Regions from separate parts of the Mus musculus genome. Here region 1 is linked to region 2. Evidence: chromatin loops called from intact Hi-C (ENCODE). Cell type or tissue: left cerebral cortex. All regions are shown on one strand. Each heading gives the region's core, and the rest is flanking DNA. Links, peaks and the distances in the headings are about the cores only.

Evidence for each region. Peaks named below come from ENCODE experiments on the same cell type or tissue, not always from the same donor. Only the 100,000 strongest peaks of a DNase experiment are listed, where the experiment ranks them.
Region 1: it touches region 2 in a loop (3-fold over the local background); 2 of 42 quality-filtered maps call a loop at or near these places.

Annotation. Positions count from the first base shown.
Region 1 is chr2:7,080,628-7,097,271 of GRCm38, reverse strand. It overlaps a transcript of Celf2 not described here. Among named protein-coding and RNA genes, the nearest start is that of 5031426D15Rik, 160 kb to the right of the region's middle. In left cerebral cortex, for the core only: no CTCF peak of the experiment used is centred there; DNase peaks (open chromatin) are centred at 7,658, 8,055 and 9,560; H3K27ac peaks cover 4,520 bases.
Region 2 is chr2:6,716,817-6,731,056 of GRCm38, reverse strand. It overlaps Celf2 (CUGBP, Elav-like family member 2), which reads left to right. Exons shown (of 14, transcript NM_001110228.1): 2 at 9,444-9,640. Among named protein-coding and RNA genes, the nearest start is that of Celf2, 160 kb to the left of the region's middle. In left cerebral cortex, for the core only: a CTCF peak has its summit at 4,721; DNase peaks (open chromatin) are centred at 5,876 and 7,248; H3K27ac peaks cover 400 bases.

The DNA of each region.
Region 1 (16,644 bases), core at 6,855-11,854, 360 kb before region 2:
GGAGTCTTTAAGAAGCAGAAACAATTTCTTTATGAGAAATTGGTTCATATGATTGTAGAAGCTGTGGAATTCCCAAGCCCCGAGGCCTGTCATCTACAAGCCAGAGTTCCATGAAAGCTAATTGTTGCGGGAAATATTAAAAAGAAATGGTGGCAAGTTCCAGAGCTATACCCTGCTACTCTCAGCCCTTGCAGACTGGCCAGCCAGTTCTCATGGATATCCTCGACTCAGAGTTCCAAAATCTCTCCAGTCAACTCATTAAGTTCCCGCTGACAGGTCACTACCATGCCAGCCCCGTGCGTCAAATCCCCATGGCCTTTGGGGTGCACATCAGGCAAACTCACGCTTTGACAGTGTACCTTTCTCTCTTGAACCCAGAGGAGCCACCGTGTGAAGGAAAACACAACACAAACTTAGTGCAGAAACAGTGGTAACTCAATCACAGGGCACAATAACTAAAATTCTAACTTGTAATCCTTATTAAATCTAAATCCCCCAGACACAAATCCCAACAGATCCACCATTGAAACCAGGAGACACTAGTAACTACATCTTGTCCTCATGCTATCCCAGTCCAAAAGGACCCTATCTCTCTCCTCCCTCCTCTCTTTCCCTATCCAATCCAGAAGTCCCGCCTACTCACCCAGTGATTGGCTTTTTTATTCATTAGGGGATGGTTCACAAGAAGTCACCTGAGGATGTGACTCATTCCTAGTTCACAACCCCTTCCAGGAGAGCAGAATTGGCATCAAAATACAAGCAACCCCAGGGCTATCCACAACAGTTAATGGTAAAATTGAGTCCAAATCAAGTGGCCAAAGGACCAAAGACAGCTGAGGGTATAGAAAATGTTCCAGCTAAATTATGCATAGAATAGAGAGCAAAGGTTTCCTTCCACCTTTTCCTATCACCATTGATGTATAGGTCATCAATGAGTTCATGGATACTTGCCCGTATCAGTAAGGACAGTCTCTTGTGTTCACCACTCAGAAAGTTCATCTCTGTTGGGAATGCTCTCTCAGATTGGCCAAGGAGCATGGCAGAATCTGTACACCCTGCAGCTAAATCAAGTCGATTAGCAGAGAAGACTGCATGATGCAGCGGTACCCAGCTCATCCTGAACACAAACATCCCTTGGAAGTTTGAACAACACTGGCCCTGGATTGCCAGCCTCTGAGGTTCTATTTCAGTTTTTTTCTAGAGCATCTTGGCCATTGGAGTTTTTAAAACCCCCAGCTAAGGCACAACTCTCCCAGAGATGCAACCCCAACCTCAGGTTTATGCATAGGAAATTAAATCAACAGTTTTAGCCTGTTGGTGTGGCATAATTCACAGAATTCTATAACTGAAAGTAACTTGCATTTATTACTTCTCTCATTGCTATGACCAAATATCTAATAAACCTTATATAAACAGGAGGAAAGGTTTGCATGAACTTGAAATGTGAAGAGATACAGTCTATCATGGTGGGCAATCATGGCCGCAGGAGCGTGAGGCAGCTGCCCATATTGCTCCCATAGCCAGGAGGTAATGCTACATTGCAGTCACTGTCTCCTGTCTATTCAGGCTGAAAGCCTAGCGTAAGGAATGGTGCCACCCACAACTAGTGGAATCTTCCCACTGCCAATTAACCTAATCTATAAAATCCCTCACAGGTATGCCTAGAGGTTTGTTTCCATGGTTACTCTTAAACATATATGGTTGACATTCAATATGAACCACCATACAACCTAAATTCTTTCATGGGGATGAATAGATAAATATGTGGTATTCACATACAACAGAATCGTATCCAGCCCTAAAAAGCACAGTAACTTGTCATTTGTAACAAGGATAAAGCTGGAGGGCATTATATTAAATGTAATAAGCCATACCATGTGATCTAAGTTACATGGACTTCACAAAGGTAATTTCACAGAGGCAGAGAATAGGGTGGTGTTTCCCACAGGGTGGGAACAGGGAGCAGGGAGAGAGTAAGGGATTGCCAAGACATTGGTCAAAGGATAAGAAAAGTCTGGGAAAATAAGCTTAAGAGAGCCACCAACTATGATCACCATATTGTGGTATCATTAAAATATTAAAATATGTGTCATTAAAATTGAAAAAATAATATTTAAGTGTTCTCCCCGCCAAGTTAGAGGTATGGGAAGCAATGTATTAGCTATTCAGCACATACAGCCATGGTTCTGTGAAGGCAATATGTATGCTTAATGGCTGCTCCGTAGTCTAATGGCTCAGCTACTTCATCTGTGCTTTTGTGTTGGCATTGTTGAAACCAGAACAAAGATAGCTCCTCATACTTCATAATGTTTATAGGAACATTAGAACAATAATGCATAAAAACCTCCAGGCCAGCTGAATGCCCGTACGGACAGATCCTTCTAGTCTGGAGGATGGAATGGATTCAACAACAAAGGTGACCTAAGCCTCCATGGTAGGCAGCTTTTTATAAACTAGCTCTGCATGGGAGGAAGGCTTCAGACCCTGGGACAGGGTAGTGAGGTGCATTTTTTACTTATCAAATGCCTGACCTCCAAGTTCTCCCAGCATCCCTCAGTCCCTGCCTAACATACCCTACCCCCAAACCCTGAACTTCCCAGCCCGGGGGGCGGGTCTGCCAGATCTTCCCCTCCTCTCTCTTCACAGATTCTCTTTCTCTCTTTTCCTTCCCCTCTCCCCCTTCTCTCTCTCTGTGCTGACTTCAGTGGCCTCAGTCGTGGACCAGTGAGCTGGCCTGAGAGCAACTTTTATAAAAACTGCCTATATAATCTAATCTGGCTTGAATTGGCTCATTTCACTGGCAGGGAAATAACCTATCACCCATAAAGGACTGAATATTTTCAAATGAAGTTACTGTGTGTGTGTGTGTGTGTGTGTGTGTGTGTGTGTGTGTGTGTCTGTGTCTGTGGGTCTGTGGGTCTGTGTGTGTGTGTGTGTGTGTGTGTGTGTGTGTGTGTGTGTGTTCATGTGGGTAGATGTATGTGCAGGTATGTGTCCCTGTGAACGACAACCTCAAGGATCATTTCTCAAGTACCATCCATCTATCTTTCTTTGTTTTTAACACAGGGTCTCACACTAGCCTAGAGCTTGCCAAGAAATCTAAGCAGACCAGCTAGTGAGCCCAGTGTCTACCTTCCTCTGCTTGCTCAGCAGTGAGGTGATTAGCATACACCACCATGTCCACTTGGAAGTTAATGTGTTTGTTTGCTTGTTTATTGTTTTTTATTTTTAGACAGTTTTTGGACTTGAATTCAGGTCCTCATGCTCACTAGGCAAGAACATAATTAACCAAGTTGTCTCCCTACTCCTATATGAGCTTTCTGCATATCGTGATTCAACTCCAAGAGTGGAAGCCAAATTAACAGAAAACAAACGGCTTCTTGTTATTTACAGGAAGTCTAAAGAAGTAGGGAGAGGGATGGAGAAACAGGGAAACATGTTGCCATAGTGACCAGGTGGTCTACCATCTCCCTAGAGAGGTGGAAGAGCAAAATGTATTCTGGAGTTAAGCATAGTGAAAAAGAAAAATATCAAAGTGCAGTGGATGTAAACACACTCCCCCATGCCTCTGAAGAAAACATTTACAGCTTACTCCCTTCAATTATTATTCACGTATAAGGATTAAGGAGTAGGAATGTGGTTTTGTCTGTTTTGAGACAGAGTGTCACTGTGCAATGCAGGCTGGCCTAGGACACGTATTACCCCTGTGCTTACCACCCCCAACTAGAATTATGTCATTAAAACAAAGCCATGTGGAAACACAGACACACACAAAGGAAAGCATTAGAAAGTGAGCCGGAGAGGAGTGGGCCAAACACTTGCCTTTAGACTGAACTCAACACTTCAGAAAAGAACTTCAAATCTACGAGTGAATAAGCCTTGTAGAAGAGCACTAGATTAAGTGGGATGAGAACTGTGTGGATTTGTGATAACTTTAATATGTGTGAAATATTCAGTTATAAAAAGTTCTCCCTCCCTGCATTTCTAATTATAAACTGGCATATTCATTTAAACATTGTCAGCAAGAAATCAGAATTCTTGCTTTCTGGTGGTTCAGCAAGAAGAAAGCCCTTAAGGTCTGATACCACACACACACACGAGGAAAAAAAAATCTTATTTAAAAGGTTAGATCAAGCCTTTCTCTAAAAACAAAGTCCTTATTGCCAACCTAATGCCAAAGACATAGGGCTTTTTTCATGCTAGTATAATTGATTTCCATCTTGTCTTCTTTATTTTATTAGTTGTTGTTGATGTTGTTTTGAGGCAGGGTCTCTCATGAATCCAGAGTGGCTGTGAGCATCCCCTACCCCTCCGATGCTGGGTCTGCAGAGGTGAACCACCATCACAGGCATCTGTGGTGCTCCGAGCATGCTAGGCAAGCACTCTCAACTGTACTACATCCCGAGCCCTTTAAACACAGAACATGCTTTTTAGGAAAACAAAATAGAGGGACTGTAGAGATGCCTCATCACTAGCTGTAATTGCAGAGGACCCTTGAGCTCAGCCCTCATCACCTACACAACAGCTCACAGCCATCGTTAACTATCATTCTAGGCCAGCTGATTCCCTCTTCTGGCTTCCTTGGGCAATGCATGAACATGGTACACACACAGACCAGATGATAATGCGCATAAAATAAAAATAAATATATCTTTTTTAAAAAAATAGAAAAACAAAAGCTTGTTAAAGAGGAAATCCAGTTTCTTCTGTGTTCCTCCGATTCCCATAAAAAATTAAAGAAAAACAAAAGCAAAAACAGTATTACCAAGAAAGTGGTGTCAAACTAGCTTTCCAGGAAGCCTCTTAAGGCCACTGGAGGGAGAGGTGAGGCAAGATGTGTACAGTACCCAGCAGTGATTCTGTAATTAATGGATTTTGAGCTTTGTGAAAAGCATTCTTTGTCCATACATAAAGAGAGGGCTTTGTGGTTTCTGTCCGTTGTTTTTATCGTTGCTCTCAATCAGCTGAGCCCAGTACATTCTTTTTCTTCCCAGATGAAGTGCAGTTTTCAGTGGCTGTGCTCCCTTTTCAGTTTTGATCCCCTTTTGTAAGGTGACCATCAGCTTTTATGTGGAAAAGATGGCATGGCAGAGCAAGCTTACACCTTTACAGGCTTTCTTTTCCATTGGAAAAGCCACAGCTAACTGAATGGTTATGGGATGTCCTAGTAGTTTACACAATGAACCACTTCAGCCAGCTCACTGCTGCTACCTGCTCTCATATTAGAGCGAAGTTCCCCATGCTGTCTTCAGTAGGAGTGGAAGAAAATGTAGGTGATGTGGAGAAAAAAAAAAGACTGCTGAACCAATAAAGCTGCTTCCAGTAAGGTAGATAGACAGAGAGATAGACAGACAGGCAGGTAGATGGATGTGGAGGTCTGGAGGTATGGATGGATGGATGGATGGATGGATGGATGGATGGATGGATGGATGCCTGGATGGATGGATGGATGGATGGATGGACGGATGGATGGATGGATAGACAGATGAACAGGCATGCAGACAGATAGATTGATGGATAGATAGATAGATAGATAGATAGATAGATAGATAGATAGATAGATAGAATGGAAAATTGATGTGTTTTAATGAGCACCTCCCCTTCTTATACTGGCAGTTCTCTATAGATTGGGGCAATCACGCAATTCTTGGTAACAAGATAAAATACCGTTACCACATTGTTTATAATGTCCTGCCTTCATTGCTTGCTTTATATTTAAACTCTTTCAAGTCATGCCATCAAAATACCTTTTTAGTGGTGTTACACTCTCCCATTTCATAGATATGAAAATGTGCATATAAACATAGATTTTATGTAATGTGCCTTGTTGGATATTTAAGCTTTCTTATAACTCCTTCATATATCCAACACTTCTCTGAAGGTCTAACAGAACTCAAATATGTAAGATTTTCTTTTTTTCTAAAAATGATATTCTCGTTAATGCTTTGTGAATTTCATACAATGTATTTGATCTCATTCACACCCCATTTGCATTCACACATCCCCAGCTGGCCCATATTTACCCTACTTGCCCAGCCACCTTCTGACCTGTCCCTTCTCCCTTCTCAACCCATCAGGTCTAATTTTCACTGTCCAAACATTCCTGGGTTTGGTCCCTACCTTGAAGAGTGACTGACCTACCAGGGTCTCACCCTTAAAAAAAAATGAGTCTCTCCTTCTTACTGTTTTTACCCATTGCTTTTTATTTAAGAGGGTCCTTTGTAATTGTTTTTACTTGAAAGCAGAGTCAGAAATTACCATGCCTCTAGTTTGTCTCTTCTACAATTTTCTGTGGTTTTACTTCTGTAGTTAACTGTTCACATTGTGTGCTAACTAATTCTGCTTTCAATATGAACTCAGGTCAGGTTTTGTACATACAAAGCTTGCCCCTATGGAATGTACTTCCTCCAGCAAGACTCCAACTCCTAACAGTTCTAGAACCTTCCCAAACAACACTACCAGTCAGAGACCAAGTATGCAAAAACAACAAGAGCCAATGTGGGACATCTGCAGTTCAGCCACAATATTATTGTGGGCAGCTGACCACTGTATTGCTCTGGTGCTGTGGCTCAGAGCAGGAGGTAGTGTCATGTTCTTGTCAGGGAGCAGATGACCAAACCCAGCTTCCTTTGCTCGAATAGCAAACTGCTGGCTTCTTCCTTCTGGCTTGATCTGTGAGTTAACTATAGTCATGGAAAAGATTTGTTTAAAAATCACATTGCTTTTTCTATAAATAGTCCATTACAATTACATTTATGACTCTAACACATCCTTACCAGTCTTCCTGACTCAATAGAAGATGCTCTTTCCTAGTGAATAAGCAGTTGACTGGAGTCAGGCTCACCTATACTGTGCATTAACCATGAGAATCCTTTAGACTGCCCTATAGACTTAGAAAGCCCTGGTTTAACACAGGTCCTACACCCAGTCACTAGGTATACCTATACATTGTATCCTAGACCAGTCACTAGGCATATCTGTACATTGTATCCTAGACCAGTTACTGGGCATATCTGTACATTGTATTCATGTTGCTAAAAATGTCTTACCCAGGCTCTTTGGAGAGCAAAAAACATACCAACAGTATCTGTGGATTCCTTGTTATATTTCACAACCATAAGAAGTGAAGGGCTTGGAAACGCATAGCAATTTGGCATAGTAATTTTATGATTAATCTAATTTTCTTTTTTGAAGGCTGAACTAGATTTTTGTATGAATTTGTTTTTTGTTCAGTAATTCAGTTTTATTTTACTTTACAAAAGTATTGATCTGAAACATATTGGAATTTTTAGAAAGCAAAGGAGAAGGGAAAAGTCATCCTTTGTCACAGTGGGACGCCTGGCCTTGCTTGATAGACAAGCTGGATAATATTTCATATGCTAAAGCATCCTTTGGTTTCTAAATAAATACACTATACAGGCAATATCTGGTGTGTTTGCTATAGTTACTACCTTAAGGGAGATGAACAATAAGCTGTTTAGATCTCTGACTCTGGCTGGACAATTGCACACTTTAACTCCGTTTAGGCCCATTGGCATTCTCCTCTGTGGCACCAGTAGAAGGCTTGCCTCCTCCTCAATGATCCCAGGGCAATAATCCAGGCAAGGCAGTTCACAAGCAGAAGTTGGCATTGTGTCATTGACGGGCAACTTGGCAAGTGTGTTTGGCTTTGCTCTGAGACTTAGATTTCCCTCTTCAAACCAGCAAGGAGTTGAGTTTTTAAGCACACAATCCACAAGAACATAATGCCAGCGTTTAATGCAAAGCAAAACAAAAGAGAAAGATTGGGAGATCAATATTCAGGCTTTCCTCCCGGAGGCCAAACAATACATCTCTCTTTGGGCTTCTCTTTTGTGCCTGTCGCTGTAAACCACCAGTGTTAACAAAGACAGGCTGGGAATCCAAAGAACACAGCTTGAACATTGCATCTGTCCTGGCAGCTCAGGAGTTAACTAAAGCTCTGATATTTTTTGCCTCCTGGATGGACTGAATTTGGCCTGTGATTCCTCTGAATGGCATGTGAAGCAGCCGGCTGGGTGTGAGCACCCCCCCTCCCCATCTCCCTTCTTCCTCACTTGTCAAATATGTCTGGCAAAGACCCAACTTCCCCCTCCTGACTCCACTTCACTTTGCTCTCCTGTGCAGCTGAACAAGATTCCAAATGAGAAACAGCATTCTTTCCCAAGCTTTAAAGAAGGCCTCGAACCCAGTGAAAAGCATACCAATAAATATGTGGACCCTGAATTATTGCACAGTGGCCCTTCCGTTATTCTTAGCAGGTTTCAAAGCTGTCTGTTTAGTCTGTTCCAAGATCCTTCATTGTTTGGCTTTTTTTTTTTTTTTTTTTTTTTTAGTTTATAGTGTCCTGAAACAGTGATTCTTCAGTCATTGACAAAGCACCAAAACACGTATCTTTGTCCCTGGGTTTTTCATAGTATCAGAGATTGCAAGGGAAGCACAAAGGCACTTGGAATTCCATTAAAGCTGCATTCTTTTATCTAAAGGAGAAAAACCCCGCTGTTCTAGAGACACCATTAAGTGAGGATATCTACAACTTGTATTCGGTGTAACTGAAGATTAAGGGTTAACCCTTTCCTGTGCTGGCTTCTGACAGCAAAAGCTGGAAGCAAAACCAAGAAGATGCAGCAGCCTTGTTAACTGACTCTCCTTTCCTGTTGTTTGTTTGTTTATTTGTAGGTTTGTTTGTTTTTAAATTACTTCTTCGGTTAAAAACAACCTAGAGTGTTTGGGATTCTAATATACTGGAAAGCTCCAAGAAAATAATTAAAATTACAACAGAGCTTTGAAAATGGAGTATTATATTTCAGTACCCTATCAATAGCGTTAAGAGAACCATTATAAATCCAGATAAACTAACCTTTAGGTCCAGATAAATAAACTAACCTTAATAGTGATGCTATTTGAAAATTAGTCTGTCAATAGGCAGTGATCGTACATGCCTTTAATCCCAGAAAAAAGGCAGGTCAATCTCTGTGAGTTCAAGGCCAGCCAGGGCTACACAAAGAAACCCTCTCTTAGGGAAAAGAAGGGAGGAAGGGAGGAAGGGAGAGGAAGGAAGGAAGGGAGGAAGAAAGGAAGGAAGGAAGGAAGGAAGGGAGGAAGGAAGGAAGGAAGGAAGGAAGGAAGGAAGGAAGGAAGGAAGGAAGGAAGGAGAAGGGAGGGAGGAAGAAAATTTGTCTATTATATGATTGCCAGATCCCAGAAATGAAAATACAAGGCCCACAATTGAAATTGAAGTTTCCAAATTAATTTATTAATTAAACAAAAATTTTAATGTCTTATACAGTGTTTAGGGACATCGTTATATTAAAATATGATTCATTGTTTCTCTGAAATATAGCATAAGCCAAGCATACCATATTCTATCTGGTGACCCTGGTCGGTCCCGGGTTCTGCTGTGTACCACAAAAAGCGTGTACTGCTTCCTCGAACGTTCCAGGGTCAAGGAAAAGCATGCAAGTTTCTTAGCTCCTTCCATCTGTCAACTTAAAAACTTTCACACATCCTCGAGCCCAGGAAGCCTTCTCTTCCAGGAGCAGAACACATTTCCAGTTAGTCATTCCACATCCGTCAGAGAAGGCACTCAGCCATTTGAGGCGAAGGTGAGATCTGGCAGCTCTGATGTCGGGGAAGACCAGGGCACTCAGACCTGCACAGTCTCGGTCAGGAAGTAGCGAACCGGAAACGAGTAGGAGAGGAACAAGCTTTTCCAAAACCAAAACAAGAAAACTTTTAAGAAACTCGGAGTCCTAGGAAGACACTATATTTTATCAGAAATGGAAAAAGAACGTTTTTTTAAAATGAAAAAACAAAATAAATAAATAAATAAATAAATAAATAAATAAATAGATAAAAAAAAATTAGAAAACAGTGTTAGGAGAATGACTGGGTGCAAGCAGGAGAACCCGGTTTGTGTCCACGTCAGTCACGTAAAAGCCTGTGCGAGCCTCCATGCAACCACAGAGAACTCTCTGGCCAACCTATCCAAAGTGGAGAGCTTCCATTCAGTGAGACACCCTGCATACGACCATAGAGAGGAAAGCAAGAGAGAAAGACACGATATGGTCTCCTTTGGCCTCTACTTGCAGCACACAGATGCCTCACAGGCATGTACTAGGAATGTCAATACACACACATGTGTGCGCACATGCATGGGCGGGCACACACATACACTCTTTTAAAAACAGTCAGAAAAGGAAAAAAAAAAACAAAAAGACAAAAAAAAATATTTCTTTCTTTCTGTAGTTAAAAGAAATTCTTGGGCTGGAAGATAGCTCACTTATAAAGCACCTGGCCCCCTAAGCATGAAGGCCTCAGTTCAGAACCCCAATCCTAGAACCTACCTGAACCCCCAAACACATGCATGGACGACAGGCAAGATGACAGGCAGACGCTTCAGGACCAGCTAACCTAGTCTGCTTGTTAAACGTTCAGTCCAATGAGTGGCCTTGTTTCAAACAAGAGAGGGAGCGTACCTGAGACAAATACTAGAAATTGTTCTCTTATCTCTGCAGCCCTAGAGAATATGAAATCCACTCACACACCCCACAACAAAAATAAAAATAACTAATTTCCTGACTACCAGAAACCTGAACACTGGCTGACAGGAGAAAAGCGTTGCTGGGACTCCAGGAGTCCCTTCCTAAAGCCTTGGCAGGCTGGGTTAACTACAGTTGGTGGTGAATCCTTTTCTCTATCTGTCTGCCTTGTGCATCATGTGTTTCCTACTCCTCTGACGTGTCTGAGAGTTTCCAGTGTTGTGCCTTTGACTCCAACGATACATGTTCAGGCACAGGAAACCTACCCAAGATGCCACAGAAACAAGACTCTCTGCTTACTGGCTGACATTAACTTCCCCTCTTAGCGTGGTTCTCAGGAGAGACCTGTGCAGTCAGAGTCCCAGTTTCTGACCATGTCCTGACTGGGACTCTGCATGTCTGTCTGCTGCCCACATAACCAGCATCCCAGAGCCCATGGAGCCACCACCCCTCTAAGGCTTTGTTGCTTTCTTGAAGCAGACAGAAATAGTGAAGTTTGCCTTCTCTACACTGAACTCTCTTCACAGGAAAAAAAAACTTAGAACTGAGAAAGCGGGGAAGAACTGGGAGAAGTAGAGGGAAGGCAAGCTATAGTCAGAATATATGATATAGAAAAACTCTAATTTTAATCATCACCATCTCAGAGCTGACTTCTAAAGTGAGGGCTGGAAAGATTGCTCATTCAGAAAGGTGCTTGTCCCTCAAGTACGAGAAACTGAGTTTGATCCCCGGAATCCACATAAAAGCCTGGGTATAATGATACTCATTTTAATCCCAGACCCAAAAGGCTTGCTATCCAGTCAGTCTAGCCAAATCTGTGAGAGGCCCTGTCTCAGCAAGGCATATGCACCTGAGTAACACTACCTAATGTTGACCTCTGACCTCTACGCTAGCACACATACATAGAGAGGCAGAGACAGAGACAGAGAGAAGCATACACACAGAGACAAACACAACACAAACTTACACACATACATAAATAAGCATACAAGATATACAAGAGATATACAAGGATTTATACTCACAGGCATATATATAGAGAGACATATATATACAGAGAGAAAGGAGAGAGAAACATATACATACACAGAGAGAGACATACATGGCATACATCCATACAGAGACATACAAAGAAAGAAAGAAAGAAAGAAAGAAAGGAAGAAAGAAAGAAAGAAAGAAAGAAAGAAAGAAGAGAGAAGAGAGAGAGAGAGAAAAAAAGAAAGAAAGAAAGAAAGAAAGAAAGAAAGAAAGAAAGAAAGAAAGAAAGAAAGGAAGGAAGAAAGAAAGAAAGAAAGAAAAATATACACACGTAGACATAGACATACATATATGCATAGACATACATGTATGCTTGAGAAGAGGAGATGAAAGAGCAAGAGATTTTTATTTTTGAATTCAAAAAAGTAAAACGGTGTCTTGTGCCTGCAATCCCAGCATTCAGAAGGCCGAGATACGAAAGAAAATCAGAGTTCACGAAAGAAAATCAGAGTTCAAGGCCAGCCTGGGCTACAGAGCCAGACTCTGTCTGAAACTGAACAATGCACACAATAATTAATTTCCATGTGAAGGAGTCACTTTATCAAAACTGAGCAAAACAAAACTTAAAATGATACCTCACAGCAATTCACACGGTGATACAGAGGGAAAAAATTAGCTTCTCAAGGTGAACTTAACATTTTACTTCTGAGAATAAGATGTTTCCTGTTCCCTTGTTGTGTTCCAGATAAGCTGACTCAAATCTGAACAAAGCAACGTATTGTTTCTCTGCCATAAGCACACTCATACTTGATGGGAAACTTAAAATCCAATGGCCTAACAATTAGCAGATTGATCCGGTTTGTCCCAAGACTTGGGGAACTGAGGCAAGAGGCTCACAGAGAGTTCAAGGCCAGCCTGTACCACTTAGAGGGACTCTGTCTCAAAAATCCAAAGCAGAACAGAAAACAGATGCATTCAGTATGAGCATTCAGTGTAGCAGAAACAGAACCATGAGGGAAAAGAGAAAAAAGATAAATTTGTCTCAGTTTACAGAATGAATATACATTGCATGTAAGATATTTGAATCTCAAAATTAAAAACAAAAAAATTAGTACATCACAGTTCTGCATCATTTATAAACAAATGATTCCAGTAAGTGGGTGTCCAAGGATACTCTGCACTCCAGCAGCTTGAGAGGAACAGGGAGAGGCCCTGACCTGATCCTGCCTCCAGCCTCACCCTCAAGAAGGTGTTCTCTACCTGTGTGCAGTCATGCTGTAAGAGGGAGGGGGTTGCCAATGCCCAGGTGGGCTTGTAGGCATGACTGCTAAGCACAGTGCCCAGGGATCGAGCCAGTTGCTTCATTTCTTCACGCCCCAGAGCCCTCATTTATAACAGGAAGGGAAAAGTTCTACTGGTCTCATAAACAACCTAACTACGAGGAGGGTGTGTGCCAACACACAAGGAAATCATCCCAGCTCTCTACTTTGAGATAGACTTTTGCTTTATCCAGTTATTGGGTCTGGATGCAAGGTTCTGTTTGAAAGAGAGATTCTACTTCCTGCCTTTAAAAGGTTTTGGAGAGCCCACTGATCAAAAAGACTATTTTTCTTGGCATGTGGGCTGATGGTCTGCAATCTTTGTGCTTGGGAGGCTGAGGCAGGAGAATTGCCTGGACTAGAGGACAGGTATGTGTGGACAAACAGGGTTTCAGTGAGACCCTGTCTAAGAAAAAAACAAAATAAATTATTTTGCAACTTAGAATCATGCTCATCTATTTGTCCTTTGGCCCAAAGCCAGGTCCCTCCTCCTCCCGCCTTTCCTCCCATTAACCCTGAACTCTAAATATTAAGGCCTCATTGCTCTCCCTTCCCCAGCCCTGGATCCCTGTGGTACAGTGGGCTAATGAGATAAGGATGATGTCATTATAATTGCAGAAACTATTTCATGATAATCTTTTGTTTTTCTCTTGCTAACTTTCTAAAGGGAGAAACACTTTATTAATTATCTGAGCGCTGGCAGCCTTTTGGAAGTAAACTCTATATGAAGGCTACTGCTATTAGCCACACTGGATGAAGCACTTGGGGATTAAAAGCGTTATGTAAATGTTTACACATGATTATGACATGGCCCCAGCTTCATACTGGGAGGGCACAAACAGCCCAGATAGAAGCATGAAGTCCCAGAGAGGCGGTGGATTTTTTTTCTCTTACAAGGTATGAAATTGTCTTTTAATTTTAGCATAAAGATAGTCACACTTTTGAAGAGTGTCATTCACAGCCATTAGGATGATATTTATGACTGCGAAAGGAAGCAGCTGGACACTGAGGGTTAACTGACTATTTTAAGAACTGGGGTGGGGAGCACGGAGAAGAGGGACGGAGAGGAGAAATTAAAATGGAGTGACAAGAACGTTTAACAATAAGAGCAGCAGCTCCCAAAAGCAGACTCAGTATGTCTCTCTCTGATGCTGAGATAGATTCATTCTCTCTCTCTCTCTCTCTCTCTCTCTCTCTCTCTCTCTCTCTCTCTCTCTCTCTCTCTCTCTCTGTCTCTCTCTGTCTCTCTCTCTCCCACATCTCTCTCATTTTATTTTGTTTTAATATTTGGTGAGTTCTACCTAACACGTGGGGAAGTGTAATCCCTACCCCACCCCACCACCTGCAGGTTTCAGGAGAAGGCACTTGTGATCGCTCACTGGATCACATCTAGTACTCCTAAGGGATGCCTCTTGCTGGGTAGTGTGACCTAGGAAGTCCTCTTCTCTTGGGTAGTGCTGTGGGGATTCAAACCCAGCACCTCACTTATACTACTCAAGAGCTCAGCAACTCTAGGACTAAGCTTTTTCCAGCCTCTAAACTTCTTTCCAATGAAGAGGCCGCTGTGAGGGTCTCCGTCTGCTCTTGGTGCACAGGAGAATTTGATTCGTCCAAGCTGTTTCTCCATGTATGGTAATGATCTGAAATTTTCTTTTTAAAATTAGAGTAAGAAATAGAGGGAAATTGTTACACAAGAAGGATATTCATGGCTCATGGCTCTAACGAAACCGTTGACAGCCTGAGTGCCTGGACCGGATGATTTCAAGGTTGTCTGCCTCAGGATCCTGTGAGGACAGGTGACAGGGGCAAGCGTTCCTGCCATAGCTGCTGAGAAGCATTAGTAAGAGTGAAAATCCCCCAGAGAAGACCGAGCCCAAGCCCAGGAGGCTGTGCTCAAGAAAATAAGAATTCCATGTACTAAGAAAGAAATCCCTCACCCTGTCAGTACAGAAGGGTTAGCCAGGAACCATGGACACCACAGGAAAACAGTTCTGTGTTTGTTCAAATGCTTGCTTCCACTGTGCATGCATATGTGCGTGCGTGCGTGCGTGCATATGTCTGTGTGTCTATTTCTGTAGGTGTGTGTCTCTGTGTCTCTGTGTGACTGTGACTGTGTCTCTGTGTGTGTCTGTGTGCCGGTTTCTGTGTGTATCTGTGTGATTGTGTGTGTCTGTGTGATTGTGATTGTGTCTGTGTGATTGTGACTGTGTCTCTGTGTCTCTGTGTCTGTTTCTGTGTGACTATGTGACTGTGGCTGTGTGTGGCTGTATGTGTGCTGCCACAGCACTTGTGTGGAGGTCAGAGGACAGCTTGCAAGATTCTCTTCTCTCCTTAGCCATGGGGGTTCCAGAAATCAAAGACTTGGCAAAAAAAGAAAAAAAGGAAAAAAGGGGGGAAAAAGTGCTTTTACCCACTGGGCCATCTCAGGGACCTGATGTTTGATTTTAAATTAAGGAAGGACAGGAAGGGAAAGTTGGTAGACATTCTGACATTTTCACCTCATCTTTAGAGATTGTGCATGTCCCTTTTGTGTTATTTAAATAGAGAAAGAATGCGGGCTTGAGGGGCTAGGGAGAGGGAAATACTGTAGGAAATTGACACCAGAAAACACAGTAAATTCGAGCTTGTTAGCAGTATGGCTCGAGATTATTTTTTAAAAAACAAACCCTAGCAGTAATGCAGTTTGCGCCTCGGAGGGAAGCTCTAAACCTGGTATTGGTGTCCCAGACTGAAGCGGGGAGAGACAGAAAGAAAGCAGCCTCGTCAGTCTTCTGAAGGGAATGTGAAAGGAGATCTCGGAGGCAGGAGAATCCCCCCAAAGGAGGAGAAGGCTACAGCCCGCGGTAATCTGTAAATGATTGCTCCTAAAGTCTGGAAGCTTCAAGCTTGAGCCCTGTTTGTTCCAAAAGAAAGCCGAGGAGGACGGAGTTAATAAAGAGAGATTTAACTGAGAACTCTGGTTGGAATAAAGTGGGCTACAAAAAAGGTCAAATTTGATCAGTTGGAGCAGATTACAGGGGCTTTTGAAGGGTGGTGTGGAGAGCTGGAACCGGTCTGGGAAGTAATAGAGCACACGATTGATTCAGGGGGTGGAGAGAAGCCAGGACAAGCGCTTATCAGTCCTGGAAGGAGGAAGAGCTGAGCTGCTGGGCGCTGCTGCTCCGGCCTGAGCCCAGAGCCACCTCTGCCTGCGTCCCTGTCGCCCTGTCAGGCACCTCTGCTCTCCGGTTTGCCTTCTTTCCGCAGCTCTCAGACAATGGTTTCCCTAATCTCTGACCTGGACTCCCTGAGAGGCTGGAAAGCGTTAAGGTAGGCCTGTTCGCATTCTCTTCCCGCGCTATTTCAATTCAGGGCCAGCTCCTGCCCACCCCCCACCAGCTAAAGAGGGAGAGAGAGAAAAAGAGCTTGGCATTCTCTAAAGTGCCTGCTTTGGGTTTAAGTGACAAGCCAACATGGCCCAAGTGTTCTGATACAGGCACAACTTTAAGCAGACAGACGGGGCAGGCACATGAAAGTGCTCCTCGAGTTTGGCTGCAGGAGAGCACAGAGAACACAGGCTTCCTTCAGGGCGGTCCGGGCTATTTCAATGCTCCCCATGCTGGTCCTCCGGCTCAGAAAGGAGTCCTGAGGTTGAATTGTTTCAGAGGCCACTGAAGGGATGATGTAGAATATGGTGGACTTTCTGGAAGCTCACACAGAAGAGTAAACTTTTTCAAAAGATCTCATTACTGCTCACACTTGAAGAATCTAAAGAACTGCGTGTCCTTCGTGTGAATTCTGCCCCCCCC
Region 2 (14,240 bases), core at 2,830-7,829:
GCTTAGGAGGAAGTTCTCCTAGGGCTCATCCCCTTAGTCAGCATTGCCTCACCCCCTCTCTCACCCTCCTGGTGCCTCTCCCCTCCTACTCTTTTCAGTCTCCTGGTCATCTATACGAAATAGCAAGAGTTCGCCGTCCTTTGGCTTTGATTGTTTAAAGTCATAGAGTCAGACTTGGATCTAGCATGCTGGGCTGGTGCGTTCAGGGAGTGGGGGCTGATGGGAGGCTTCCTTGGGAGCTGTCTTATACGGGACGCTACTTACACTACAGCTGGAAAAACCTGGTCTGCAGGAAACCAGACATCATGTTTATATTGTCTCTCCCTCTTTTGTGTGACATTTATTTTTTATTGACTTATCTTATTATTTTAAGTTAGATTATACACAGGTGAGGTAGGTAGGAGTAAAAGAAGAAATCAGTGTTCATTTTGGGAAGTGGGAACCCACTCTGATTTCCTGCAGTATTTATCTTCATTTCATAACAATCTTAATTTTCAGTTTATTGATAGCCAAAATAATATCCTCTCAATCTTCCTAGAGAGCCATTTCAGTTCCTTGCCCCCAGTGGACAGGCACATTCAGCAGTCAGGTATGAGCACGTAAAACAAACTGGGAAGACATTCATTCTCAATGGGCAGCCTGGAGAATTTTGACCCTGTAAGGTGGAAGCAGTCGGCTGTCACCGGAGGGTGTGTCAGGGTGAGGCTGCACTTTGGGAAGATGAGGGCCTCTGTATCTCTTCTTTAAAATGATTGTTTCCCTGGTGCCATTTCTAAACCTTCGTCAGAAATACCTATCAGCGTAGTGAAAATGCCTTCTGCTCCAGCCCCAAGGTCCACGGAACAGTTTCTGACACAGCACAGCAGGAAAGGAGATTGTCATCAAGGGCAGTGTGCAGCCGGTGCTCGGCAGCCTTGCCGGCAAGGGTTATTGTGTGTTCAGTCATCACTCACCCCCCGCATGCCTCCAAATTTCCTTCTTTGTAGGGGTTTTCCAGCTTTCTGCCTTTTACTAGCAGTCAAATGGAGGGAGATAAGGTAATCAGGTTTTCCTCTCACTTGGTGAGTCCAAATGCTGGTACTCTGTGACCTCTTCTAAAGAGGAGCATTCCCTGAGAGTCATGGCTACTTTTTACCTTGGTAACAGATGTATAGCTTTCAGATCTCTGACCAAATACAATCCAGTATAAACTCTAGTGGTTTAGTAAAACATCCATGACAAGTGTGTTGTTTCTAAGTTACTTTTGAAAGAAAAAAAATGTCTTGTACACCCTTTAAAAAAAAAACTTTTTATTGATTCTTTGTGAATTTCACATCATACACACCAATGCCACTCTGTCTCCCCATTCCTTCATATCCACCCTCTGACCTTGCAGCCTCCCCCCCCCCCCCACATACACACACAAAACACAAACAACAACAAAAATTAAAAACAAAAAAGCCCACATCTCATTGTGGAAGCTGTAGTGTATCACAGTGTGTCACACAGTGCAGCCTTTTGTCCACACACCTTTGCTTGCAAATGTTCCCTACAGTGAGTCATTGATCTGGTTCCAGGCCTCTCGCTCCTGCTATACCATCAATACTGGATCCTCACAGGGACTCCCCTCAGATGTCCTGTTGCTGTCCTGCTTCAAGGAGATCCAGCAGATCCTAAGCTGCTTTCACTCTGCTTGCTCCACCCCTTCATTTGTCCACGTAGATGAGGTTCCCATAGACCAAACTCAAAGCCCTGGATCTGGGCCTGTGTAGTAGCTTAGCTGACTTGGTCACCCTTGCAGCTCTCTGGCACTCATACCACCATCTCCAGCTCTCTAGCACTGCCTGATAGCTCACTCAGTGCCCCAGCTGGCAAAAGGCAAGGCCAGCTCTCTGTCTCTCATGGCCTTGGGGCCATCTCACCCCCACCCTCTCCACCAAGGCCAGCTATACTGTGCTGCCCAGGTGAGGTGTGGGGCCAGCATTCTAGAGTGCTGCAGCAGTAAGGGTCAGGACTAGCTCTGCATAGCCCTTGGACAGCAACATTGTCCTAGGTGGCAGCCCAGTGCAGGGATGTCCCCATGGCCTTTGGTGGTAATATGAGCCATGGATATTGGCACAGACCCCAGCTGCTGCATGGCCATACACTGAGACACGGCCTTTAGTGGCAGCACAGGCCAGGACTTCTCGATGAGCTCAGGTGGCAGGACAGGCTTCTCAGCTCAGGCTATTTCTCTCCACTCTTCTGTGTCCAGCTCCACCTCTCGTCACAGTGCTCAAACCCATCAACTCTCTCTCTCCCAGCTCTCCACCACTCTGAGTGGCTCCTGCTCTGGGTGGGCCATGCAGCAGGCGGGCCTCTGGGTGCCTTCCATCTATCCTATATACTCTTACGACATTTCTTTCCCCCTCATTTTTTTTATTAGATATTTTCTTCATTTACATTTCAAATGCTATCACCTTTCCTAGTTTCCCCTCAGAAAATCCCTTATACCCTCCCCCTCCCCCTGCTTCCCAACCCACCCACTCCCACTTCCTGGACATGGCATTCTGCTATACTGGGGCATATAAAGTTTGCAATACCAAGGGGCCTCTCTTCCCAGTGATGGCTGACTAGGCCATCCTCTGCTACATATGCAGCTAGAGTCACGAGGTCTGGTGGTACTGGTTAGTTCATATTGCTGTTCCTCCTAGAGTTGCTGACCCCGTCAGCTCCTTGGGTGCTTTCTCTAGTTCCTTTATTGGGATCCTTCCCTCATTTTTTGTAAAAATCTTATGGACAAGCAATATTACATGTACGTGTACATAAAGTAACCTTGAATTTTCCTTCAGAATAACACAAGCTAATTTACTTAAAATTTGATGATCGAAAAGGAATTTTTATCTCCTTCAGATATTTTGAGTATTATTTATTCCAGCTAATCTTCCATGAAGTTTTTGGTTGCTGATATGGTGCCATTTCACCCCAGAGAATGTAGGCCCTTATTTTATAATTGACATGCCTGTAATTCAAAAGGTTCTGCTCTACATGGTCAGAGATAACAGTGTCTTCCAAGTAAATACAGGAGCATCATTATAGTTACATCTTATGTAACAACCTAGCTACAGTTAGGACACATGTGGGTAGCTGTGGCTTCTAAAGACTCTATATGGTGTTTTTGCCTGGCTCCTGGTTACCATGTTGCCATTCTGTGGAGAAGATAATGTTCTTTTTAAATGACCAACATTGCCCACATGGACACGTACTGCTGAATTTCATGCCCATCCTGTAGCCTTCTAGAAGCACCAGACACATTGCCAGTCCTCTCTTCCTCTGTTGCCTTATGCAGCTCTGTCCTGGATAGCTTTCCATGACAACCAAACAGTCTCGTCTTTTGTGCGCTCTCTCTTAAGTACACGTGGTATTAGACAATTATTCCTAAACCCGTGTAAAGAGTGGCTTTGTCAGCTGACCGAAATGGTGAGGTGCAGCTCATTTTGTTAGGAAGAATGTTGGGACATATTGAGAGAGATGGCTCTTTGGTAGCACCCTTGGCAGTTGGCCACTAACAGTTCCATCTAAGCCTGTGTTGCTCCCCACAGCATACATGACACCTTGTTAACACTCTGGCCTGTATGTATATGCCTTGAGCTTTGGGGATTAAATTAGACACAGGATGTGGAATTATACCAAAGTTTCAAGCAGCTGGTTATACTATCTAAATTATCTTTTCAGTAAGTCATTCTCTGCATCCAACACACTGGAGATAGCATATTTTTATAAACATTAATGCAAGTATTTATATGAATACAAGTATTTATATTTTTATAGCCTTTTGTAGAAATTATAACCATATATTATAATTGATGTTTAAATAACATTAAATTACTATTGTTCTCTTTGGTTTACAGTGGGATGAATGAGGTACAGAGGAGTGTTTGATTTTCCTTGAGGGCACACAGTTAAATTGATGCTGAGCCAAGGCCAGCTCCTTTGGCCCATTATCTGCTTATGGTTAGGCAACTCGGCTTTAATAGTATTTTCAAAACGGCTCCCTCAGAATAATATGTTTAAGTGAGTCTCAGCTCTAACTAGTGTTTTAAAAGGAGGAAAGAAGGTATATTTCTTTCTAGAGCTACCTAAAGAAAATTAATAAAAATGTGTTTATATCGTTGCCTTAACCATAGTTGAGTACTCAGTAGCAATATGTAGCTACTGCCTGGCATACTGCAGTGCTAGTGATAGGGGTATAGAGATGGGGATCATTTCTATCAGCACGGTTGAACCAGTGCACTCATCCCAAAAATAAAAACAGTAAGGTAAGAACCAAACAAATAAAAGGGTAAGAACAATATTATTATTTATTAACACCAAGAAGATCAGCTATCTTCAGACAACAGTATTCAGAGGCAGGAATTTTTTTTTTTCATAGCAGTTTTGGCTTTGTAAGTTTGTTGCTTTTTTTGAGATAAAGGAAATTAAATATAGAAAACAAATACAGGACAAAATACAAAATCAAAAATCTGTTTCTTTGCTTCCAGTCTTGAAAAGGAAACTTGAAAATTTTTAGACCTTATAAAATGTTTTCCTGAAGTTAATAATAATAATCCATTGAGCCACTTCTATTGAATGGTACTCTGCTTTCTCAGAGGACGCAAGGATGGGTGTGCATGGTCTCTGTTGATCTGATTTCTTTTTGCTAGGAAATGGAGTAGGGAAGTAGGTCAGTGCAGTGCTGGAAGCTGCGAGTGAGCCCTCAAGTGGCCCTTCCAGTAGCGGCACTTTCCATCCTGACTCTGAGGCTCATGCCAGCAGTGTCTCTGACCGTGTGCTCGCTGACTTATGCTCCCATTCCACTTGGCACCTGTCCTAGAGGGCCAAGGGCAAAACACAATTGGTATTCAGGGTCTTGTTGAAGTTTTCAGGCAAGGTGCCCACAGACGTATATGTCTGTGTCCAAGGTTTGCAAGTGGCCACAGAGTCTCATGAAACACCACTACCTCAGGATTTCGCCAAAGAAGTCGAGGTCATAGAACAAGAAGGGCAGACAGTTGGCTTTTAAATCTTACTGTATCCATATTTTATAGTGTGATTCCTTACAGAGATTGCATTGGGGAAAGGCACCTTACTTCTGTGGACCTCATTTGCTTCATTTCTAAAATGAAGATGGTTCCAAAGAGCTATTATGATATTGTGTGTCAGATACTTGGCAAAGGTTTCTGGCAAAGGGTAGGCCCTCTATTAATATTATTTAGATTTGAATCTAAAGTTGTACTATACTGTGTTCCTTGGAAAGTACGGAATAAGAAAAGCAAGCTAGTCCTAGCATTCCAAGTCATGCAGACTCTTTTCTGACAAAGCTCTTAGGAGAAGGTTTGGCTGAGATGGGGGTATGTGTATCTATAATTCTCTATGAAAGTTCCTTGGATACCTATGGTCCCTGGCAAGAACCCCCAAAAGCTTAACTTAAAACATGATTAACACATGATCTTTGGCTAACTCGGAAGTCTCTGTCCCTACAGCCACATGAGAACTGAAGTCACCAGATTTCCAAAAGAAATATTCTTCAGCCAAGAGAAAAGATTCAGTCCAAAGGAGAAGTTAAAGTGTATTAAAACAAAGTTAGCAAAATTATTATACACCAAGATGCAGTAATAATAAGAGGGTCACTGTCATATGAATAGCCAAAATAAATGTTTTCGATTGGGAGTGTTTGGTGGTGGTTTTAGTGTATACTATATGACTACATTTTCCTACAGACAGAATTATTGTACACTTTCCAAATGATCATTTGCAAGATGGCAGACAAAAAGGGATATAAAAAAGGATACGTGGCAGCTACTCATCCGAGTGACTTTCTAGAAGTAGAGAAGAAAGGCTCTGGACAGATGGTGATCTTCTTATGTGGTAATTGAGAAGATGTGGGTTTCAAAGCAGCCTTAAAGGCTCATAAACTGGGTGGTTTGCAGCTTGTTTCCCAGAGATAGAGGAGTGGTGTGTGTACATTTTTCCAGCATTCCTGTTTTTATTTGGGAGTGTGATTCAAGAAACCCAGTAAGACTTGCTTTGGAATTTGTCTTTGATTTGTTTTGAGCTGTCTTTACTCCATTCAAGCCATACTGTACCGAATGTTTAGCCACATGGTGGATTAGAAATACTTTGCAGTTTGGGACCCAGGGGCATAGATTTGGATTCTAACTATAGTTCATAATCTGGTATCCTTAGGAAGGGAACTTATTTCTCAGATGTTGCCATTTGAAAAACTACTTTCTCATAGGGTTGTCTTAATGATTAAAAATGTAGCCGGGCAGTGATGGCGCATGCCTTTAATCCCAGCACTTGGGAGGCAGAGGCAGGCGGATTTCTGAGTTCGAGGCCAGCCTGGTCTACAAAGTGAGTTCCAGGACAGCCAGGGCTACACAGAGAAACCCTGTCTCGAAAAACCAAGAAAAGAAAAAAAAATGTAAATCACTGCCAGATGTGGTTGTTCACCATGGAATCCTAGCTCTTGTTAAGCAGAAGCAAGCAGATCTCTGTGAGTTCAACGTCAGGCTGTTCTATATAGCCAGTTCAGGCCAGACAGCCAAGTCTACAAAGTAAGACTGAAAACACACACACACACACACACACACACACACACACACACACAAACAAAAAGAACCAAGGCCAATTTTTAAAAAAGTAATGTACATAGTGTAGTATTGGTATATATAAGATACTATTATTACTAAAGATATGAGTCATGTTTGGATTTACACCAAAAGAATTTTTAAGTAAAAAATAGAATTATGGTGATTACTTGTGGTGAGTATGTAAAGGAAGTGCATTCACAGTGAGAATAGCAAGACATTTATAGAACATTCTAGGCTATGTGCCTCTATGAGGTGTTATCTGTTGTTGCCATTTTATAGATGAAGGATCTGAAGCTCAAAGTAGCACAGTAGAAAGCTATGATGTCCGAGTACAGAGCCCATGTGTTTGCCCTTTGAATGGTAAGGGGTCCAAGGTGTTAGGTTGGACAACCAACTGGGAGACATGAAGTAAGCACTTTCTACTATAGAAAGGCCAAAGGAGCTCTGGGCAGCTTCCTTCCTTCTTTGATTCCGTTAGTTTCTGTTATTTGGGAAAACATAAAAGGAATGTTCATTTGTGATGTGAGCATTAGTTAGTGCTTACTCCAGAACTCTTGTTTAGATATTAGACAACTGTACTGCAGTCTAACTCTTGCTCTATATGAGTCATTGTCCAACTTCTGCTTTCTGTTAGCTTAGACTTGTGGCAATACCTTCCTCTTCTCATTTAGCTGGTTGTCAACAGCAGTAACCACGAGTCCTTCCTGTCCCAAAAGTGAATCTTGCCACATTCTCAGCATTCAAAGTGCTATAGACATGGTATCCTCTACTGCAAAGAGCTGAGCCACCTCCACCTTGTGCCATCACAGCTCCACAGGCTAAATTGTTTATTGAATTCTCAGTGATGGGAAATAAGATAGGTGCATGAGAGCAAGATAAATGGTCTAGGCTAATATAAACAAGCATTGTATTATACCTGAATTGTTAAAAAAATTTTTGCATTCAATATTTTACTCTGTAGAGCATTTTTATAACAATAAGATCGATTAGTGAATGCTGTAAAAATGTATCATGTTACTTCAGTGATTAAAAAACAAAGTGGTCACATGGGGAGGTGGTAGAGATGTAGAGATCAAAGCAACACCTACTGAAGAGGGTCTGACATCATTGCCTCTCTGAATTAATCTGAATTGAGTTTTTTGGGGTTTTTTTGTTTTTTGGTTTTTTTTTTTTTTTTCGTTCTACAAGAGCTTAGCTTTTGGGGGAGGAGGTGGTCTGTGTGAATGTGACAGACTTTTCACTATGTCCTCAAATTCAGGAACTGCCTTCCAAAGCTCCCAGTTTTTCCCATGCTAAAGAGTGCAGACATGCTTTAAGGGGCGGGGGCACTCAAGTCTAATGAGTTTAGACCTGCAGCATCTTTAAAGTGTTCTTTTTGTTTGTCTGTTTCTGGCAACAAAATAAGGAACTCTCTCTGCTTTAGATCTTTTTCTAGTGCATTTTTGGTATTTCTCTGAGGCGACAGTGAAATCACACCTGCTTAGTGTTTCTTCTTTCTGACATGCTTAACTAGTGCAGTGGTCGCCTGCTTAAAAGGCTGCAGCTCCTGGGCTGCTGGCTTTGCACTTGTCCGGCTCTTTGCATTTCCACAGACTGATGAAGTAAACTAAGAAGGGCATCTTCAGAAGCATTTAGCATTCTAAAGAGAAGACCTGGGGTATAGACAGTGTGTTAGTTGGGGGGGGGGGGGGGGTTTATCAGGAAAGGGTATTTGGCTTGCTTTATTGTCAGAGGGGTAGCCCCAGGTAAAAAGAAATGACTTTATCATATCAGACTTGTGACAAGTATTCTCTCCCAGATTTGGGTCTGGGAAATGATAGGAAGACATATAAAGGCTTATGCCTTATTCTTATTCTTTGTATCCACCCCAAATATTTACTGAAGCTAGGGGAAGAAAAGCAGACCTTTTTCTTCTCTTTCCCAAACGTGTGATTGTTTAGAACTTAAGTGCAACATCTGGAAGTCAGATATACAGAGAACAATTTATGGAGTGTGAAAGATTTGAAATATTCAGTGTCCTTTAGTGGGAACTCAACTTTCTGTGGTGTATTTTTTCCCCAACACAAAGCAGGCAATTCTGAGATCACTTTTGCCTCTCTGAATTAAGCCCTTTGTGCTTGGGTCCCATAAACAATGTGCTTTTTAAAGGGGAGCCTCCCCCCCCCCCCCATGCTCTGGCCCTTTTCTCCAGTGCAAGCAGCCAATCAGCTGCACTGAGCTGCATAGCTGGAGCGCTTTCCATTCTGAGCAGCAACAACGTACTAATTTGATGCACACATGGATGCCTCTCGCACTCTGCAAATTCATCACCAGCATCTTGCATTAGTCATCTGATGGACTGCCAAGTGTTTCATTTTCTTTCCATGTGACTTTATTATTACCACCTCTCTTCCAAAACCTCTGAAAAAGGGCGGGGAATGGGGGAAGAGGGTGAGAAATCCAGCTCAGCCTTTCTTTCTCAGGGATAACCAGTGCCGAGCTGATAATGCTGCTGATTTGTGATGTGTTGATGGCAGCCTTGCCAATTGAGACCTGCACTTAACTTGCAGCTGCCTCCCAAGCCTGGGTTCTGAGATGCCCATGCCCTGGGTGACAGGCGGCCAGTCACTGCCCTGTGCTCCGGAGTCGATGCTGAACAGCAGCAGTTGCAGTGAAAGCATCGCGCTGCTGCTCAGAAGCAACCTAATGGTGCCTCTGCTTTGTTTTACTTCATCAAATTTCTACGACTCATTAGGCACTTTCCCCTGTGCTCCTCTTCCTCTTTCCGCCTCCTCACCCCCAACCCCCACTATTTTTTCTTCCTGTCCTTCACCCTGAAGCCCTAACTCTGGCTCCTGGTTCCGTTTTTGACAGTAACGGCACAGCCAACAAGATGAACGGAGCTTTGGATCATTCAGACCAGCCAGACCCAGATGCCATTAAGATGTTTGTCGGACAGATCCCTAGGTCCTGGTCGGAAAAGGAGCTGAAAGAACTTTTTGAGCCTTATGGAGCTGTCTACCAGATCAACGTCCTCCGGGACCGGAGTCAGAACCCTCCCCAGAGTAAAGGTACAAAAAGCATGTGGCGCATGGGGTAGGGTCACTCAGGCGTCAGGGTGGGCTTAGTGACTGCGGTGGGCACCCCTGAGCTGCCTAGATATCTTGGAACCATCAGTACGCAGGGCAGGAGGGAGGGAGGAAGGGAGGGCAGCAAGGCTGAGAGCAGCTGGTGCTGCCGGCCCTGGTGTTCTGGCTGTGCCTCAGGGCTCCTCCCAGAATTCCCGCCTGCTGGGACAGGTGGGACTCAAGAAGGAGGGCAGGAAAGCTGCCCAGCTTTTTATGGTCTCCTGATTGCTCCTATGAGGTCACGTTCTAAGCAATGTGATCTCTGGGCGGAGTTGGTGCTTCTTTAAGGAACAGTATTTCTTAGTCTTGTACTTCAGGAGCTAACTCTTTCAATGCTACCTTTTCATGACTTCTCATGTAATCACAAGTATATTACCCTTTTCTATAGCCTGTAGAGACCTTGAAATGACCTGCAAAACAGTGCAGTGCCACTGGTGGGATAGAGAAAGGGTTCACCTTGAGGACAGATGCCCATTCTTTGAGGCAGCAGAGATCATTAAGAGAACTGTGCCTGCTGGAACAAGGGTTAGTGCCCTGGTGGCATAGGTAGTTAACACATCTTCAGAATAGTCAAGGCTTGCACCCTTATCAGAGGTAAGATCAAAGGGCAAAGTTTGATGCTTGTTACTGCCTCCATTTTAAGATAATGGGGATTGGGTGGAGGTTGTAATTATTGAAATAGAGGCCAAGAATTTGGTTGATGCTTCTGTGTTTTTAAGTCCTACATTGTCATTGTCGGCTCTGTATAGACTCCTACTGCTACCACTTGGTTTCTGTTGCTATTTTAACGTTTTTGCTTTAGTGACTTCGTTCTTTTTTCATCTCTCTTCTCAGGCCTCTTTCCTAAGGATATCACAGTTGCTTTTTCTCTGGGCTTTACTATTTCTGTCCAGCTTGTTGGTTTATTTTTATGTGCATCTTGTAAGAGGGAGCCCCTCTTCTAGCTTGTGTGTGCTATTTAGTTAGGCACACGAACCTTACCTTTCACTTTTTCTGAGCCTTTTAAAAATAAAAGAATAAGAAAAGTTTAAGGCTAATATTCTGTAATTCTGTGAAATGCTGAGCTATCTCCTGTTCTCTATGGTACTGAGGGTTAATGGGCTTTGGGAAGCTTTTTAAAGGAATTTAAAAGCCCAAAGACTTGTAAAGGTAGACAAACCCACCTTCACATTTTGTTAATAAAGTAGTCTCCCCCCGAACATAACCTTTAACACTATGGCTGTTTTAAAAAGACTGGAATGTTGTACCTACAAAGAATAAAATTAGATAAGTAGGCTCTAACATCTAAAATCAGTAAAATGTAAAACCACAGAAATCAGAATTATGTTAGAAACCTTTGTGAATATTTACATGTTTTCCACACAAAGAAATTAGGAGTACACTGTAATATTTCCATACTATCCTACATAAGAGAGACAGCATAATGCATGGTTCTGGACTAATTAGTTTTTAAATAAGTCCTTTTCCTTTACCTAAAGTAGTACCCAAAAGAAGATAGTTACAGCAGCAGGCAATCTGCATCCTCACCTAGGAAAATGGAACACTGATATTGGCTTTATTGGCCTTTTTCAAAAGGCTGAGTGGCAAAATACCCAGAAGTCAACTGTGGCTATGATTCCAGATTACTCGCTTTATATCTTCTGAGTATGTGTATCTTACATTGGTCCCTAGACCTTTCTCCCAGGCAAGTATATTTTATGTATGGCTTGGTTCTGTGCTCCTTTGAGCAATACCTTTATCCAGACGACATTTGAGACTATATATTTCCTCAACTTCTGTTCACTGGTTTTTCTATGTAATTAAGAAGGTCAAGCTTTTGAAGAGGGAGAGAAACTAAATACAGGGACTCTGGGGTGCATGTGCACTACATCAGACCCTCTACTGAGTGCTTTATATATCTTCCATTTAGCTTTTACCAAAAGTTTGAAGGTCGATAGTATCAGTCACAGTTTACAGATGAGAATGCCCAGGCCGATAAAAGTTAGGAAATGGAGCCCGGTTTTCCCAGCTAGTAGAAACTCTCTGGACACTGTTCACCAGTCTTCCGAAGCTTAACTGTTTTGTCTCTCAGTGAGATGAGATTAAAAAGAAGCAAAAGCATCATCTGCTTCATTTCATGGCTTCATTTTCATAGCTAAGTGTCCTCAAGTAAAAAGACTGGGTATCTCCCTTTAAGAGCACTAATGGTTTCATTTCTGCCTTTGTGTTTAGTTTTTGTACTCATGGGTTTAGATTGTACATCCCTCCAACTCATAGTATCATGGAATAGGAGTTAGAGATGAAATCATTCAAATCTTACCTTTGGAAATACAGGTCAGTTTCTATTCCTGTGAATTGAAGTCTCAGATTAAATATTGCTTGAGATATAGGGGCTGTCAGCCAAGGCTTGAAAGGGTTTCTGTTATACAGACATCTCTGTTGTGATGGGACTTGGGCCCTGTAATGACATTGTTCTCAGAGGCAAACAGTTCTTAGGTACTTACATATAGAAAACAATAGCTACCATTTTCTTTGCATCAGTATTCGTGTATACCACATATAATTTTACCTGTTTATATGTAAAACTGAATCCCAAATTTACATTGATTTTGACTCTGTCAGCAGAGTACAGTTACCATGTTTACACAGTATTGATGCCAGATCCTCAAAAACTAGAATTACTGGAGGCTTTGTTTAAATGTGGTTTAAATTACCTAAGCAAGGCTTTTGGATGGCCTTGATTCATTGCCTCATTGGCCTTGATGGTTCCAAGGAAAGAGGCAAAAGTTACACTACTCTTTAATCCAGGTGAGTTAGAGTTTTCTTTTCTTTGCATCCTATGTTCTCTTTAATCTTGAGGAGTAAAAGCTTTACCCTGTTTTCATTCTGTAAGAGTTGAAGTGTAAGCTGTCTGTTTCTTCTTCTTTTTTCCCTCTTCCTCCTCCTCTGTCTCCTCTTCTCCTTCTTCCTCCTCTTCCCCCTTCTCTTCCTCTTCTTCTTCCTCTTTCTTACAGATGCATTATTCAAGCAGATTCAGAAACTAGGAACTCTAAGTAGACTGTCCTACCCTTTTAAGAGTTAAGAGGAACGTTTTAAAACCCCCATTTTATTTGTGTACATGTTTGTGTACAGACATGTGAGAACACCCCTGTGGAGACCTGGGGATGACCTTAGGTGTCAGGCCTTGCCTTCCACCTTGTTTGATCTCTTTCTTCTTTGTTCCAGTGTGTGCCAGACACACTTTGGAAGCCGCCTTTTGGAGGCTGTCTTTCCTCTCATCTCTATGTAGGAATGTTCCAGTTACAAATGTGTGCTACTACACTTGGCTTTCCATGGATCTGCAGAGCTGAACTCAGATTCTCATATTTGTATAGCAAGTGGTTTACTCACTGAACCATCTCCTCAGCCCAAGAGGAGCGTATTTTATTCCATGGTTATCTGCCACTTCTACAGATGATAAGAAATAGTACAGAGTGGGTAAAACATGGCCTGTAAAACCAGACATGCATAAATCCACTTCCTGGCTCTGATTCTCTTTAGGTATTTCACTGGGCAGTTCTGTTAGTCATATCAAAATAATGGGGACAGTCCTCATAGAATGCTGAGTTAGTGATAGCCATGCTGGAATACGGTAGGAACCTGATATAAGAGATTATTATTCTAATTGTTAATCTTTATCATAACTGTCTTTTAAAAACTTAAAATCTAAGCAAAACAATAAAGTAAACACATGGATCACTACAATAAAAGAATGAGATAATAGTAACTAGAAAAGAAGATATACATACTGAAATTAGAGTTCACAGAAGAAAGAAATGAATTTTATTTTTATGAGATACAGGAAAAGGAAGCATCTTAAACAAAATTTAAAACCACTAATGGAATTTTAGTAAATAGAGTTGATATTAAATGTTACAAGTGGATGGACTTAATTTAGCATAATTTAGAGAGGGAGAGAGATGGATAGAGGGGCAGAGCATAGTCTGAAATGAAATAGAAAAAAGGAAAATCACAAAGCTAAGAATTTATAGGATAGGGCCAGGTTTTAGAGCGTCTTTGTAGTAGCATTTAAAAAAAAATAAGATTTCTCTTTTAGATAAAGGGAGATCTGGAAATGTTACTTAAGCAAAAAGCAACAATGAAGAGAGTTCCATGTGCGGTGCGCAGAGAAGGGGAAGGAGTGATTGGCTGGGCACAGTCAGCAGTGGGAAGAAGGAACTAGGAAATAAATTAGAGCAGTGGGGAGGGAGAAGCCAAGGTGTGTGTGGAAGAAATAGGGAAGAAATTCACAATGGTGGCAGCAGTGATAAGGAGAGAATTTTGGAACCACAAAAACTGTTTTAATTTTGAGGTGCCCCAGAAGGGTCAAGAAGAATGAGGGCCAAGAAAATACATTGAGTGTTGTGCTGGTAAGGACTAAGCAGCATTTCAAAAGCAAGGTGGCAGTTTAAGCAAAGAGGAGTTGAGAGTGTATGCATGGGGCATGAGTATAGATTTCCTTACCGACGCTCTGAACATGAAAGAACACTGTATACATGCAGTGCTGATGTTACTGCTACTGCAG